2 separate regions of the Homo sapiens genome follow, and region 1 is linked to region 2. Evidence: chromatin contacts called from ENCODE Hi-C or POLR2A ChIA-PET data. All regions are on one chromosome and are shown on one strand. Each heading gives the region's core, a stretch centred on a gene start or an enhancer-like site at or near the end of the contact. The rest is flanking DNA. Distances are from core to core; before and after follow the strand shown. Region 1 holds the start of RUBCNL (rubicon like autophagy enhancer). Region 2 overlaps ELF1 (E74 like ETS transcription factor 1).

Evidence for each region. A loop is a pair of places that touch in the nucleus more often than their neighbours do. ChIA-PET counts read pairs that join two places held with the same protein, here RNA polymerase II (POLR2A). Pooled maps may share reads with other maps.
Region 1: a loop to region 2 is called in a map of OCI-LY7, with 18 times the contacts of the local background. The contact joins the promoter of RUBCNL here to the enhancer-like site in region 2. A Hi-C loop is called at or near these places in 1 of 168 maps with a recorded cell type or tissue (OCI-LY7) and 3 of 50 pooled maps. POLR2A ChIA-PET finds 5 or more read pairs at or near these places in 1 of 52 experiments (OCI-LY7).

Annotation. Positions count from the first base shown.
Region 1 is chr13:46,385,844-46,388,543 of GRCh38, reverse strand. It overlaps RUBCNL (rubicon like autophagy enhancer), which reads left to right and starts at 1,292. Exons shown (of 15, transcript NM_025113.5): 1 at 1,292-1,410. RefSeq lists enhancers at 516-625, 646-745, 776-1,055, 1,436-1,525.
Region 2 is chr13:41,006,553-41,009,252 of GRCh38, reverse strand. All of the region lies in intron 1 of ELF1 (E74 like ETS transcription factor 1), which reads left to right. Among named protein-coding and RNA genes, the nearest start is that of ELF1, 11 kb to the left of the region's middle. Within about 2 kb of position 1,288, at least 9 of the 41 ENCODE cell types and tissues checked have a DNase peak (open chromatin) inside an H3K27ac peak, as active enhancers do; they include OCI-LY7, where a contact is called at or near this core.

The DNA of each region.
Region 1 (2,700 bases), core at 43-2,542, 5.4 Mb before region 2:
CTTAGGTTCCTTCCTTCCTTCCTTCCTTTCTACTTTTCTTTCCTTCCTTCCTTCCTTGGCTTTGGTTCCTTCCTTCCTTCTACCTTCCTTCCTTCCTTCTTTCCTTCCTTCCTGGGCTTAGGTTCCTTCCTTCCTTGGCTTAGATTCCTTCCTTCCTTCGCCCTTCCTTCCTTCCTTTCTTTGCTTTCCTTCCTTCCTTCCTTCCTTGGCTTAGGTTCCTTCCTTCCTTCCTTCCTTCTTCCCTCCCTCCCTCCCTTGGGTTCCTTCCTGCCTGCCTGCCTGCCTTCCTCCCTCCCTCCCTCCTTCCCTTCTTCTCCTTTCTGTTTTTTTTTTTTTTTTTTTTTGACAGTCTTGCTCTGTCGCCCAGGCTGGAGTGCAATGGCGCGATCTCGGCTTACTGCAACCTCCGCCTCCCGGGTTGCTCCTGCTTCAGCCTCCCTAGTAGCCGGCATAACAGGCACCCGCCACCACGCTCGGCTAATTTTTATATTTTTAGTAGAGACAGGCTTTCACCATGTTGGCCAGGCTGGTCTCGAACTCCTAACCTCAAGTGATCCATCCGACTTGGCCTCCCAAAGTAGGTGCTGGGATCACAGGCTTGAACCACCGCACCCGGCCAGAGCTTAGGTTTCTATTCGTGACAACTTTCTGTATTGGTTGGCAGGTTCTCCTAGCACCACCATGATCTCAGGACTAACCACTGCACACCCGTGATGGGATTCCAAACCTTCGCTGCAAGAGGACAAGGTGACGAGTTGCTGACAGTGAAGGCTAAACTAACGCGGACAGTGAAGTGCTACATGAGTCGGACTCAGACTCCAGGTGAAGCAGCCAGCAGAGGTCAGAGAGAGACAGCTCACGTTCCGGGTAAGTTGCAGGTCGATTTCAGGGCCGACTCATCCAGATTACTCATTCTTCATTTCAGGCAATTGTATGACTGCTAAATACTGCTGCTGGGGGCATCTGGGGTTGGGAAGTCATTTCTGCCAGGTCTTTGACCCCTGAAAGCGTCGTTGCGTCTCGCGCCGCGGGTAGGCAGGGCGGGATTTCTAGGAGGACCGGCAGAGGCGCGCATAGGTGCGTGGTGCTGGGCCCGGGCGCCGCGGCACCGGTGTAGGAGCGCGCATCTCCAGAGTTTCTTCCATCTGGGCGACGTCTCGGTGCCTGCGGCGGGAACGGCGCTTTGCTTCCCTGAGGAGCTTCTAGAGAGCTACGGTGGCCCCCGTGTGGGAGGCGGGGGGCGTGGCGGCGTCGGGGCGTCGCTGTCCCCTCCTCGGTAGCTCTCCTCCCTCCCCTTTCTGCTGTTACCGGGAGCGCGGTGGCCACGGAACGCTGCCCGGAGCCGCGCGAGGGAGGACCCGACGCGCGGCGTTTACCCAGCGCAGCGTTCCACCGCTCGGGTTTGGCTGGGTGAGGCTGGCGGGGCCGGGGGCGAGATGGGAGCGGCGCGGGGTGGAGAGGGTGGTTGGAGAAAGGGAAGGGAGGGCCGCGGGAGAGGTTGGATGGTGGAAGTGGCGCCAGAGAGGTTTGTGCCCAGCAGAGACACCCAGGTATCTTAGGGTCGCTCAGAGCAGTGTCGGGGACCCCTTGGAGACAGTAGGAAGGGGCTCCTCGCGGGGTGGCGGATTTCTATCCGGTTGACTTTGTAGAGTGAGGTTGACCCTGTGTTCGGCTTGGGCCGGGAAGGGCGCAGAAGCGGGACCTCAGGACACTTTTACGCAGGGCGATTCTCAGAGACTACAAAGCCTGCGCCCTGCGTCCTCCCAGGCGCAGTGTTCTGGGATCAGTGTCTTTTCTCTGTTTTCGTCCTCAACACAGCCAAAGTCGTGGATATGTGGTGACAGAAAAACATTTGGCTACATAACTGAGCTAGGCTGGAGTGTGAAATCGCGGCGTGTTATTTGGTCCGGGCGCCCTACATAGCAACCCCCACTCTTCTCGCCCCCAACCCCCCGCCACGCCGGACACGGTCAGGCGGGCGTTCCCCCAACCCGCCCCTTGTGAAGTCCACCTGCTGAGACTGATACAGATCCCCTGCGAACTTGATGCTGTCCGCTTGGAAAACGTGGAGAACTTTCAGAGGAGGGGTTATTTCGCCTTGAGTGAAAATTAAGACTCAAAGGAAAAGGTATACTCAAGAGCTGCCCTTACTGGGTTATTTCTGTGGAATTTGGAAGGATCTTTGAATTGAAGATGTGGTGGGAGCGCGCAGAGAACAGAGAATCCGTAAGCTTGAGTTTCTTAGACCCAGTTTCTTAAAGCCAAAGTAGCGGGGAGATCTTGGCAAGTCAAGAAACCTTCTTGAACTTCAGTTCCCTTGCCTCAGGGGGAGAATACTCCAGCCATACCCCACTGTGTGGTTTAGAAGGTTAATGGCCTGGAGGGAGGGAAGTGTTTTGAAGCCTATAAAGTATCCTGTGAAGGTATCACCACATTGCTGCCCACTGAAACACTGCCGGCCGCCGACAGAACTTTGTTTGGAGCCGAGTTAAGACAGCATCTTTATGGCAGTGCTGGGGTTTTCGTGATTACCGGTCCAGAGTGTCAGGACACCTCTGTTTCTCAAACCCCAGTTTCTGCACTGCCACATGAAACTGCTCATTACTGAGTGACAGCAGAGGACAGGAACTTTGCCTTCTTCATTAACTTCTTTAGGGCCTTTACAAAGTGGGAGATGGTAGGAACTTTGATGAAAATTGA
Region 2 (2,700 bases), core at 39-2,538:
TATTAAAATTGAGGCTCCCAAAGAGCTTTGGTTCATGTGGGTTACATTTACCAATATTAACCAATGTTAGAAATTAAAACAAACTTGAAAAATATTAATATATTTATTTAAAAATAATACGCCCATTACATTTTAACATAATTATTTTTATAAAGGACAAGTTTGAGCCAGGTATGGTGACCCAAGCCTATAGTCCAGCTACTTGAGAACCTGAGGCAGGAGGATTGCTTGAGCCCAGGAGTTCAAGTCCAACCCAGGCAACATAGCAGGACCCTGTTTTTTTTAAAAAAAAAAGTGCAAAAAAGACAAATATGTTTCCCAAAACAAAAGCTGTACTGAGAAGAGTGTAAATCTTTTAGCTTTGACTTCACAGAAGACAGCTATATTCTCATATTTGCTTTTGCATGAAATCTGTTGGAATATGTTGCTTTTGTTGAAGAATATGAAGAAAATTCAGCCTCACACAGATGTCTAGTCACAAAAAGTAGATGTATTTTAATGGCCACTTCAGATAATTGTGGATATTCTTTGATACTACACCAAAGCTCATCAACAAATGCTAGTTTTTTAAAAGTTAGAACAATGAGATTCTGAAAACCTATGAATGAACTTTTTGTCCCCTGTAACATTAAAATCCATAGGTCTGTCTTGTACTTTGAATGGATTGATTTTTTTTTTTTTAACCTAAGCAAGATTTTGTAACATCATGCGTGAGTCATTTGGGTATTGCAAATGTTGACATAGTATCAAAATCACACCAGTCTCATCAGAAAAGCCTTTTAAGTGTATTGAGAAGCCAACAGAGTCAAAGCGGTAGATACATACAAGTTTTCCAAAATTCTGATTTTCAGTTGAAAGCTTGCATTTTATAATTGGTGACAATTGCTGTTAGTTGTTTTCCTTGAAGTGATGGGCATGCTTTATTAATTTTTGGAAAAATTTCTGCCAGATATCCAATTCTGAATAATAATTAGTTCTTTTAAGTAAAAATTACATTTCATGAAAGCAGCAGCTAGTTTGGCTCACAGGTCGAAGAATAATAGCATAAATGCTTTTTCTCAAGACAACAATGCTATTTCTGTTTATGCCAGAAGTAGTACTTTATTTGTACCTCCAATTTTATCACTCAGAATATTAAAAACATATGTATTTAATGGTTGAGATTCAAGAAAATAGTTTTTACTCTTCTTCAAAGACATTCTTAAGTGAAGTCGCCTTTTTAAAATGTGAGTGCCCAGTGGTAAGGAGTAGACTCATGGCTTGAGGGTGCAGCCTTGGTCAGGGCAGAGGCACTCGCAGTTTCATCCTGCTTTGCTTTTGCATCATCAGGGCAAGTGTCAACACAGTGGAAAAGCCAAATAATACCTTGCCATTATTATGAAAAGAGTTGTGATCTCAGGAGCCCCCTGAAAGGGTCTCTGGATCCTTTGTGGGTCTGAGGATTACATTTTGTGAATCGCTGTGAATAATGCAGCATTAGAAATAATACAAATGTCTAAAAATTAGGGGTTGATTAAATAAATGTTATATGGAAGAAATATACTTTTATTAAAGTTTATGTTAAATACAAGCTTATAACACAGTATTTTTCTGTTTTTGGCACCTCTCTAATGAGGAAATCAACATTCGTCAAAGAAAGTGAAGGCGTTGGTTCTGAGTCTCAGTGCTTCCATTTAGTTGATGCCTTTGTGATTAAGAAAAGGGAAGTTGAATAGCAGGAGGGGGCAGTTACTGGCTTCTCCAGTAGGCTAAGGGATGTTTGTATAGCAACCTTATTTTTACAGCAAAAGGAATTGGCAGTGGTATCAATCATTTTTTGATACTTAATAATAATATGTGGAATGTGCCTTCAAATGAAGTTCCTCCAGTAGACTCAATTTATATTTAGGCATTTTCTGATTTACATTTTCCCGTTGTGTTCTTCTTAATTGAAAGAGCTTTCAGTTGCTGCATATTATTTAACTTCAGACTGAATTAAAGAAATGAGTTATAAGCAGGTTAGAAGGATACTGTTGAGTTGAGCCCCTTGGGCTTCCTGCTAAGACCTCCACACAGGGCGTTTCTGAGGTGTATTATCTGTACTCTGCAGCAGGGAGGAACACTTTTTGTGAGCGGCATCATTGAAGATAGGATGCTTTGTGCATCCGAGATATTTCTCTGTTATAGTGGAAGCCTAATAATAATCATGACTTGTCTTGAGTAAGGTTTAATATTTTCCTAAGCACCAAGTTCTAAGGAGGGTTTGATGTTTAAAGTTCCTTTCCAAATAGCCATTGTGTTTATTCAAAATTTTATGTTTTAGATAAACTTGGGTAAAGTATGCTGGAAGAATATATACAGCATGCTATGTACATAAAGTTTTAAAATATACTATACAAAATGTACGTATGTACTAAATTATAAGGAAAAATACCATTAAGATTTTAGATTTAAGTTTGAATAATTAATTCGAATTAATGTTACATGTGTTTTAGTTTGAAGGGCAACTTAAAAAGTTTGTATTTAGACATAAGGTATATTGTGTAAATTATTTTATTCAAAATGTTTTCATGGTATGAACGTTGCAAACTAGACATCGTGCCTGATCCTTTGATCTGTAGATCAGAGAAAAACTTGCATATTGTTATAGGATAATTTACAACCTGTTAGTCTTAAGAATAAACTGAAAGGAAGATGTAATACTTATCTGCCCTTGGTAGA